3 separate regions of the Homo sapiens genome follow, and regions 1 and 2 are each linked to region 3. The links are chromatin contacts, found by Hi-C or POLR2A ChIA-PET in ENCODE. All regions are on one chromosome and are shown on one strand. The core of a region is the stretch at or near the end of the contact, and the rest is flanking DNA. Distances in the headings are between cores, read along the strand shown.

What was found. Hi-C counts contacts between places; a loop is a spot of excess contacts on that map. ChIA-PET counts read pairs that join two places held with the same protein, here RNA polymerase II (POLR2A). Pooled maps may share reads with other maps.
Region 1: a pooled map shows a loop between it and region 3 (6-fold over the local background). The contact joins two enhancer-like sites. A Hi-C loop is called at or near these places in 3 of 50 pooled maps. POLR2A ChIA-PET finds 5 or more read pairs at or near these places in 2 of 52 experiments (K562 and activated CD4-positive, alpha-beta T cell).
Region 2: a pooled map shows a loop between it and region 3 (2.0-fold over the local background). The contact joins two enhancer-like sites. A Hi-C loop is called at or near these places in 1 of 37 single-sample maps with no recorded cell type and 1 of 50 pooled maps. POLR2A ChIA-PET finds 5 or more read pairs at or near these places in 1 of 52 experiments (T-cell).

What each region holds. Positions count from the first base shown.
Region 1 is chr1:212,978,668-212,981,568 of GRCh38, forward strand. The region is part of intron 7 of VASH2 (vasohibin 2); the gene reads left to right. Among named protein-coding and RNA genes, the nearest start is that of VASH2, 30 kb to the left of the region's middle. RefSeq lists enhancers at 963-1,012, 2,845-2,901 and a silencer at 1,300-1,594. Within about 2 kb of position 1,369, at least 12 of the 41 ENCODE cell types and tissues checked have a DNase peak (open chromatin) inside an H3K27ac peak, as active enhancers do.
Region 2 is chr1:212,752,915-212,755,824 of GRCh38, forward strand. The region is part of intron 4 of NSL1 (NSL1 component of MIS12 kinetochore complex); the gene reads right to left. Among named protein-coding and RNA genes, the nearest start is that of NSL1, 37 kb to the right of the region's middle. Within about 2 kb of position 1,422, at least 4 of the 41 ENCODE cell types and tissues checked have a DNase peak (open chromatin) inside an H3K27ac peak, as active enhancers do.
Region 3 is chr1:211,696,783-211,699,871 of GRCh38, forward strand. No RefSeq gene overlaps it. Among named protein-coding and RNA genes, the nearest start is that of NEK2-DT, 23 kb to the left of the region's middle. RefSeq lists a silencer at 2,184-2,243. Within about 2 kb of position 1,773, at least 3 of the 41 ENCODE cell types and tissues checked have a DNase peak (open chromatin) inside an H3K27ac peak, as active enhancers do.

The DNA.
Region 1 (2,901 bases), core at 119-2,618, 1.3 Mb after region 3:
CTAAACTGCTCCCAGTAGGTCAGAGTCTTTGCGGTTTTTTTTCCCCACAACTAGGGCCGAGTGGCCTTGGAACGGTTTGACCATCCACAGAGCCCAGTTGGCTTGTAGGTGCCCGTGGACAATTTTGTATTAGCAAATCCAGTAAGACTATGGTTATTCTTGGTGGCGGAAACCCTTGCCACTTCTTTTCTCTTTCTCCAGCACTTGGAGGTTGGGAGGGAACTCTGGAGGGCAGATCTCTCAGCTGAAGTTTCAAATGGATTGAGGTGTTTGAGGAGGGAAGATTCTCTCCCTAATTCCTCCGAAACCTTGACTTCTGAGTTGCAGGGCTGGGGAAGAGATTGCAGGGTCTACTGTGTAGGAGGAGAGGGAAGAGAGGTGCAGGACATGAGAATAAGAAGAAGAGCTGTGAGAGGCCACAAGCACTGGAGCGCCAAGCCCCAGCTTCCCTCTCTAGATTCCAGCTCCCGCCATTCTGCCACACTAGAACTCAGGACAGCTGTGTTCCTGGAGGTATGTTTGGAGAGAAGCAGCTTCTCAGCTTCCACCCATGGCCTTCGCCAAGCAGCCTTTTCTCTAGGTAATCTTGCTTTTGGCGAGGAAATGAGAAAGTGACAAATATGGTCTTGACCCAATCACTCCACAAACTCCGGGAATCTTACTGTAAGATGGCCAGGACTAGGGTTTGGTGACTCTGTCCCTGTGCTATTCTGTCAGCATTACATAAGGCCATCGCGTCATTTCTAAATGTGTTGGGTGTCATGAGGAAGCTTGGGAGGGGCCCAAAGGGTGGAAAATTACCATAACAGGCGAGAGGCCCATCAGCTGTGGGGTCCCAGTCCCTGTCTGCCATGGATAATTTTAGTGGCATTATATCCCCATCCACCTCCTCCCTCCAGCTGGAGCGACTTCCAGCCTTGAATTCCTCTCCATTTTTGCACTTGTCTAAATAATCCCTTTCGAGAGGAGGATCAGTGTCACTGGGTTGACAAGAATCAGCCGAGGGGGAGGGCAGGTGAAGATGACTGCGTAGCATCCGCTGAGACCAAGTTTCAAGAGGGAAACCAGGACTCCCCCACCCTTCCACCCACGGGTCCTTTCTCACACTGCTCCTCTGGGAGTGTGTAAAGCACCTACTACACTGAATTGTCAAGTTTTTTCCTGTGGTTCGTAAAGAGAAAGGGAGAGGGAGGTTGAGATTCATGTTTCAAAGGCCATCTGTGAACTTAAACCAACTCCTTCCCAGCCCCGGGCCTCAGAACCCTTGCAGCTCTTCACTAAGGGGTGTTCCCAGGGGTTCTCAACTGGGTCAGCTCTGGGAGAGGAGGGTTAGAAGTGTGGTGGGAGGTGGAAGCGTTTGCTTCTCACATCTTGGTAAGTGAGGAGGCTCCTTGCTAGGGCCGGGGGCCTGAGATGGTAAATGCCCCGCAAAGCCCAGGACCACCCTGCCCAATAAAGAACCGTTCCACCTCAAATGCCAACAGCGCCCTCACTGGGAAGCTTCAGCGCTCTCCGAGGTCCTTTCCATTTCTGACAGTTCATGACTCTTGGCTTGCTGCCTATGAGCTGGCCCTGGGTGAATTGGAGTGAGCAGATAGTGATTTTCTGGTTTTGCAGCCAGAGTGACCACGTGAAACATTCTTCTCAATGGAGGCCAGTGTTCCTGAGGACCCATGAGAACCTCTTCATCTTCTCTCCCCTGTGTGGCTGCTTTTTTCCTGCTGTCTCTCCTCCTGTTTTCTTTGCTGGTCACCTTTCTTTGCCTCCCCTTTTCTTCCTCTTTGATTTCCCTTCTTCATCACTGATCTCTGTGGCAGTTCATGGCTCCAGCGGGCTCTGTCTGCCCTGCTGGACACCCTGGGGGTCCCAGAGGTTAGTAAGCCCTGAAAGCCCATCTCCTTTCACTGCAGGGCCTTGAGCTGGACAATGGAATTCCTGCTGCATTCTGTCAGGAAGGATTACGTATGTCCAGACATCTGGTTGAGTAAGGGCAGAAGTTGTTTAATGAAGTCATTGAAAATAAATTTGATTCCATGGTCTAATCACATTGACTGGTGCCCAAGAAGTAATTCTCCTTAGATCCCAAATGAGAAATATCCCCAGTGAGAAAAGGAGATTTCCTTAGGGTGGAAAGTAGAGGGAAGCAAACAAACAAAAAAGAACACTAGGAAGGCTACGAAGGGAAAAGCTAAACCGCCAAGATGGTGAAGGGGCAGTTTCTACTCCAGTGACTGCCTGGTCAGTTCCCCCAGGGAAATTCATATGGCCCAGAGTCTCCAGGGATGCTTGGAGAAACCAAGATGGAATGATGGGCCTCATCAGAAAAGACCACCTCAGGCAGAGTGAGCCAGGAGCCTCTGTGAGCTCCCCAGGGTCACATAGGGTCAGACAGGGGCAGACAGGGTGAGGTTTCCTAGAGCTGAGGGGTTCTTGTCCCGGAAAGGAGAAGTGACATCAGAGCCTGGAAACTGTGCCCTGGAATCTCCAACAGTTGGCCTATGGCCAGAGTCTCCTGCCTGGGGAGGGCTCAAAGGGATGGGCACCGGCTGAAAAATCTCTTCTGGGCCGAATCCGTCTTGGCTGAGGCCTCTGTTTACATAGCAACATCAGCTGTCTGCCCTGGCAGCTGCCAGCACCGGTGCTTTCCATCAGGGGAAGCAAGGAATGTGAGGGAGGAGCGGACTGGCCTGGAATGAAGGTGACAGGTGTGAATGAAGCTTCCCTTTCCCTGTGTCCGTCCAGCTGAGGCCATGCTCTGCCTCTGCGGCCTACCCAGACCGGCCGTGAATCCTAAATCGGGGCCTGGTCTGACCTGATTCTGGCCAGACTCCACAAGAAGGGTGGCCCTGGGGTCTTTGCTTAAACTTGTAAATGCTGGGCCAAGAGCACCCCTGGTTTAAT
Region 2 (2,910 bases), core at 172-2,671, 1.1 Mb after region 3:
GTACTTCCTTTCTATTTCCAATGTATTTTATGAATATAAACAAGCAATCACGCACAGCATCAGATGTGTGGCTTCTACTGGTTTCTAAAGAGGTAATTAAGCCATTAGAACCAAGAATTAGAAAGCAGCATCCCTGGTGAAAATGAAACCAAAAACACAGCAGTGATTTGTGATTTTCTGAAAGATAACCCTTTGCTACAATTTATAGAGATGTGTTGAACCCATTTGCTCAGTAGATGAAATCCTCTGCAGCACACCTTCCCACCTACACCTCACCACCTCCTTCAGTACCATGTTGCACCTCTCTTAAGGCACACTTTCAAACTCCTGACCCTCGCTCGTTATTATCTGGCCTCAGCCAAGTTTTTGACATTGTCTTGCAATGCTTCTTCCCTCTATTACTCACTTCACTACAGCCTCTCTGGTCTTTTGTTCCATGAATACTCAAGCTCATTCTTGATTTAAGAACTTTATTCTAGCTCTTCCCTCTGCTTGACAGCTCTTTTTCTTGATCATCACCAGATAAATTCCTTCCTGTTACTACCTCAGAAAAGTGTTTCCCCATCACCTAAACACACCACCCTAAAGCACTGATGTCACTTATTTATTTTTATATTTATTACTTTTCTTCTCCCACTAAAATATAAACTCTATAGAGTAAGAACTTTGTGCTGCTCACTAATATTACATCTGCCACATTGAGAACAGTTCTGTCATACTGTAGCCATTCAATATATACAACTGAATGGACCAATGAGTAACAGTCACTCATGATGTATTTATTGGGCATGCTGCTATATGCTGGCTATATATAATGTAAATATAATATTAAAAAACTCATGGAGCTTTCAGTTTTGTGAGAGAGCATAAACAAGAAAATAAACACAAATACTTATAAGCTGTAACAAGTACTATTAAGGAAATAAACAGGTGTCATGATAAACAACTGGGGAGAGTATTTTAATGAGGGTGGTTAGGTAAGATCTCTCTGAGGAGGTAACATTTAAATGAGAAAAGAGAACTGGGAAGATGTCAAACTTGGGCAAGGGGGCATGCATGTGTGACAGTGAGGCACTTTCAAAGAACTGAAAGACTGGCAGCAAACAGGAAAGTGCCTGAAATAAATCTGGAGAGGTAGGTAGGGGCCAGATCACCTAAGGGAATGCTAAAAGTCTAGAGTTTAGGATTTTAAGCAGAGGACTGAAAACTGATTTGCATTTTTAAAAGTATCCTAAGACTTCCTAGTCAAGTTGATTTCAGTAGTGCATAAAACTCCCTTCCTATGTCCAAAAGCATCAGTGAATATAGAAAATTAAAATGACATATCCTAAAGCATATACAAAATAAAACATTTCAATGAACCAGAAAAAAAGGAGAAGAGAAAAAGCTGCAAGTCAGGCTAAAGCTGCAGGCCTACCGGTAAGCAGAAGTAGCCAGGAATTGGCCTCCTGCAAGATAAAAGGTGTTCGAAGTGCTCCAGAAGAACAGGAAACGAAGAGACAGCTTCACTGTTTGAAACCGAGGGCTGAGACAGAGTTTACCCACCCTGAAAAGGTGGCTGAAAAAAACTGCCACTAACCAGCCCGGCGCGGTGGCTCACACCTGTAATCCCAGCACTTAAGGAGGCTGAGATGGGTGGATCACGTGAGGTCAGGAGTTGGAGACTAGCCTGGCCAACATGGTGAAACCCCGCCTCTACTAAAAATACAAAAATTATCCGGGCGTGGTGGTGGGCACCTGTAATCCCAGCTACTCAGGAGGATGAGGCAGGAGAATCACTTGAACCCAGGAGGCAGAGGTTGCAGTGAGCAACCATTACATTCCAGCCTGGGCAACAAGAGTAAAATTCTGTCTCAAAAAAAAAAAAAAAACCAACTCAAAAGACAAAACTGCTCCTAACCGCTGCCAGGAAGCAAAGCTTACTTAAAGCTAAACCAGAAATGATGGGAAGCAGATAATGCCTCCAAGCCTGGGCCTGGACCAATCTCCAGTGTCACACTGGGACAGAGGCCCTCTGTTGCCAGTGTTAAGATATGGCTCCAGCCTGGGATTGTTTGGGGCCAGATGGAAGGCAACCAAACCTACTAGACAGAGGGAGTGAAAGCAGTGGTAGACAGATATGCACATGAAAAATTCTAGTCAAGAAGCACTTGCAAATCAAAAGTCTAAAATACATGAAGAAATTAAAACCATGAAAGACAGCCAGTATAACCAATGTCAGGGAGAGGAATTTACTGCAGATGAAATGAAAATAGAGCAATATAAAAATGACTTTAAAATGCTACACAGCTCCAATAGCTAAAGAAAATCATAAGACATTGCAAAAGAAAAATAGGTTATAAAATAAAAACATAAAATACAAAAATAGAAGAAATGAGAAAGAAGCAAAGTTGAAGGATTAGGTTAAAGATTTTCTAGAATATAGGAGTCCTCAGATAAAAGTATATATGGAGATGTTAATGGAAGATGGGAGAAAAGAGGAATCTAGCAAAACCAAATAATCTCTCACAAAAAACAAAAATACATATATAATATTATTTAAATAAAATTGTCTCTGTGTATATAAGCAAGAAAAAAATTACCAATAAAAACCATGGAGTTGAACTATGTTACATGTTGAGTGAAAAAAGAAAAACAATGACAGAATAAAATGCATTATGTAATATTTATATAAACAACTAAAAAAACCCCTGTGTCTACCTATGTGCATACAAATGCATTGATAAAGATCTAAAATTAGACACAGCAAACTGATAATAGTTGCCTATTTGAAGATGTGTGGGATGTGACAGATTGGGAGGCGAAGTTATGGTATATTTCATATAAATATGAATATGTATATATTTTCATATATATCTATATGTAATTATTAAAAATTTTACATTAAGCTTGCATTTATTAAAAGCACAA
Region 3 (3,089 bases), core at 523-3,022:
CCATTAAACCACTGCATTATGTGACATTCTCTAGAAGGCACCTGGGCAGGGAGGCCAGGGCAACTTAGGTTTAGGGCCAGGTTAACTGCCATGGCTTTTGGGGAGAGAAAGTGACCTAAAATATATAGATACAGGAATTTAATACAAATATGACAGCACACACTTGAATATGATTTGTAGGTTCTGACAACTCAGATGAACCTGGCTTTTCATGAAATCAGCGCTAACCAAAGCGGGCATGTATAGCAATGGGAGCCCTTTCCTTCATCCCAACCTAGATCATTCCCTAATCCCTTTTCTATCCCATCCCACTCAGAACTCAGCTCTCAAGAAGCTCAGTTTCATGATGACCTTGAATTTAATCTACCTTCCCTCGGTGCTTTAAGAGTATTTTTTCTACACTAGATTGATTTACAATGCCTTGTTTGTTTCTTTGTAAGCATTCTTGAGCCTTTCTCAGGCGTCTATGTCAAGGCTTTACCTAAACTAATTGTATTGGGCCACAGCTGTGCACAGGGTAACCAAGAATTCTGGTCTCCCTGGGACCATCCCAGGTTTCAAGTCTGGGCAAACCTCTCAGCCCCAAGAAAACCAAGAGGGTTGGTCAGCTTAGCTATGAAGCTCCTCTTCAGAAGCCTTTCCAGCTGGTCATAGCTAGAGCAGTATTGTCAGTAAGTGGTGTAGACCCTCACATGTGGTCCTTGGAGAGCAACAAGGTGTCCCCTGGGAGCTTATTAGACATGCAGACTCTCAGGCCCCACCCGGCCCTGCTCATCAGAATCTGCTCTTCAGCACAGTCCCTGGGGGCTCCTATGCTTGTCACAGTGGAGAACAGCTGTGCTGGTGGGGAGACTTCCTGCTGAGAAACACAGTGTGGATGACATCTGCTTTTGAGGCACACTTCCAGGGGAGTCCCCCATTTGAACTTAGCCCAAAGCTTTTGGGAAGCCAGTAAAGCACTAGACTAGACCAATTTGAAACCATCCTAACTGGGGCAGAGATCAGTGATAGTCTCCAACAAGGCTCAGGAGGGCTGCAGGCATGTAGGGCACCCAGCAGAGCCCCCACACAGGCCTTTTCTCTCTGAGAATGCAAGGGAAAGAGAGGAATGGCCTCATATCTGCTCTAATTATACATACATATATATATATGTGTGTGTGTGTATCTCTATATATACACATTATATTATATATATACATTATATTTTTTATATGTGTGTGTATATATATATATATATATATATATGAAATTTTTTTTTTTTGAGACAAGATCTCAGTGTTGCCTAGGCTGGAGTGCTGTGGAGCAATCACAGCTCACTGCAGCCTTGACCTCCAGGCTCAAGCAATCCTCCCACCTCAGCCTCTCCAGTAGCTGGGACTACAGGCACTCGTTGCTAGGCCTGGCTAATTCGCTTTTATTTTTAGTAGCGACGGGGTCTCACCATGTTGCCCAGACTGGTCTCAAGCTCCAGAGCTCAAGTGATCCTCCTGCCTCAGCCTCCCAGAGTGCTGGGATTACAGGCGTGAGCCACTGCCACGGGCCTCTAATTTGCATATAATGACAAATGATTCACAGGTGTTGGCACCTTAACTATTGTTAGCTAGAAGTTATTTTTGACACCTCATTTCTGATCTTAATACCCTGCAGTTCTCAACTTGGGTGTTTATCAGAAGCTCTATAGAGCTTGTTGTTGTTGTTTTAAAATGCCTGGGGCACACCTCATACTTCCTGATTCAGGGTCTGTGGTGAGGGTCCAGGTTTCTGTAATTTGGGGATGTCCCCGGGTGGTTCTGAGGGGCACCCAGGGACAAGGCCACCAGGAGAGGATCCTGCGCCGCGTTCAGCCCTGGCCTCTCGCTGCCATGCTGCCTGTAACCAGGTGGGGGCGCCCTCTCCCTCCTGGAGCTGAAGGGACAGCGCCGCCGCTCACCTACCTGGACCCGCACGCTCTTTTTTGCAGAGGGAGGGAGGTGTGGTTTATGAGTCTGGACTCCGGAGAACTCAAACCCTCGGGAGGCCTAGAGACTGCGCAGTGTCCGGATATAGAAATATTGACCCCGTTACTGAAACAGTAACAGCAGACTGCAGCTTTTCATGCACAGAGATGTTCCCGAAGGTGCCACGGGGCCTGTTGGCCCAGGCCTGGGAGTGCTTTCTCAGAGCCCTTCACTCTGCACTTCAGTTTCCGCCCCCCGCCCCCCGTCCCCCGCCCGCTATGACTTGACTTTGAGAAGAGCTCAGGTGAGGTGAAGGCTCAGTGCAGGACTGTGGGACTTTTTCTCATAAAGTGTCATGAAAGCTCCTCCTAGGAGCCTTTGTGGACACAGCCTCCCCTACGGTGCCCTTGGGGCTTTAGAGGTGAGCTTCCAGGGGCCGGGCGACCCGCACTCCCTTCCCTCTAGACCAGATGGAACTGAAGGCGCTGCGGCTGAGGAGCTGCCTGTGGAGCACAGAGCGGGGCACAGCGACAGAGAGGGCAGGCAGGGGGCCTGGCTCCAGCCCCGGCTTCCTAGGAAGTTGTGACCCTACGGCCCTCTCGGGACTCAGCTGTCCTTTCCATGTAGGATGGGTTGGTGCAGGTGATCTCCGCCTTGTGCTCTGGCTTCAGCAAGCCGTGATTCCCCGAGTGCTTTCATGTGGAGAAGGGTCCCTGTCCGCTAATGCCCCGGCAGAGAATACACGCAGGGCACATGCGTGCAAACAGACTTAGGACCCAGGTTCTGAGGAGTACGTTCCGGAAAGCTCATCTGCCCTTCTTCCCTGCTGGAGGCACAGGCCACTCCCACCCCAGCAATGGTCCCAACACTGGGGACTCTCACCCATCAATGTCCTTGATGTGCCAGGCACTGTGCAAACTCTTTGCACATGAATCTCACTCCACCCTTCCCACAACTCCATGAGGAAGTATCACTATCCCCATTTTGTTTTATCTTAGTTTTAGAAGACAATTTTTATGTCAGTTTAAGCTATCAAATGTACCAGGTCTGCTGAAATGTATAATTTTTGCCTTTTTCCCTGTTGGACTAAAATAGGGCCAATTGTGTCACCATTTGGCTTATAAAGTATCAAGCATTTTTCCATTAAGAATG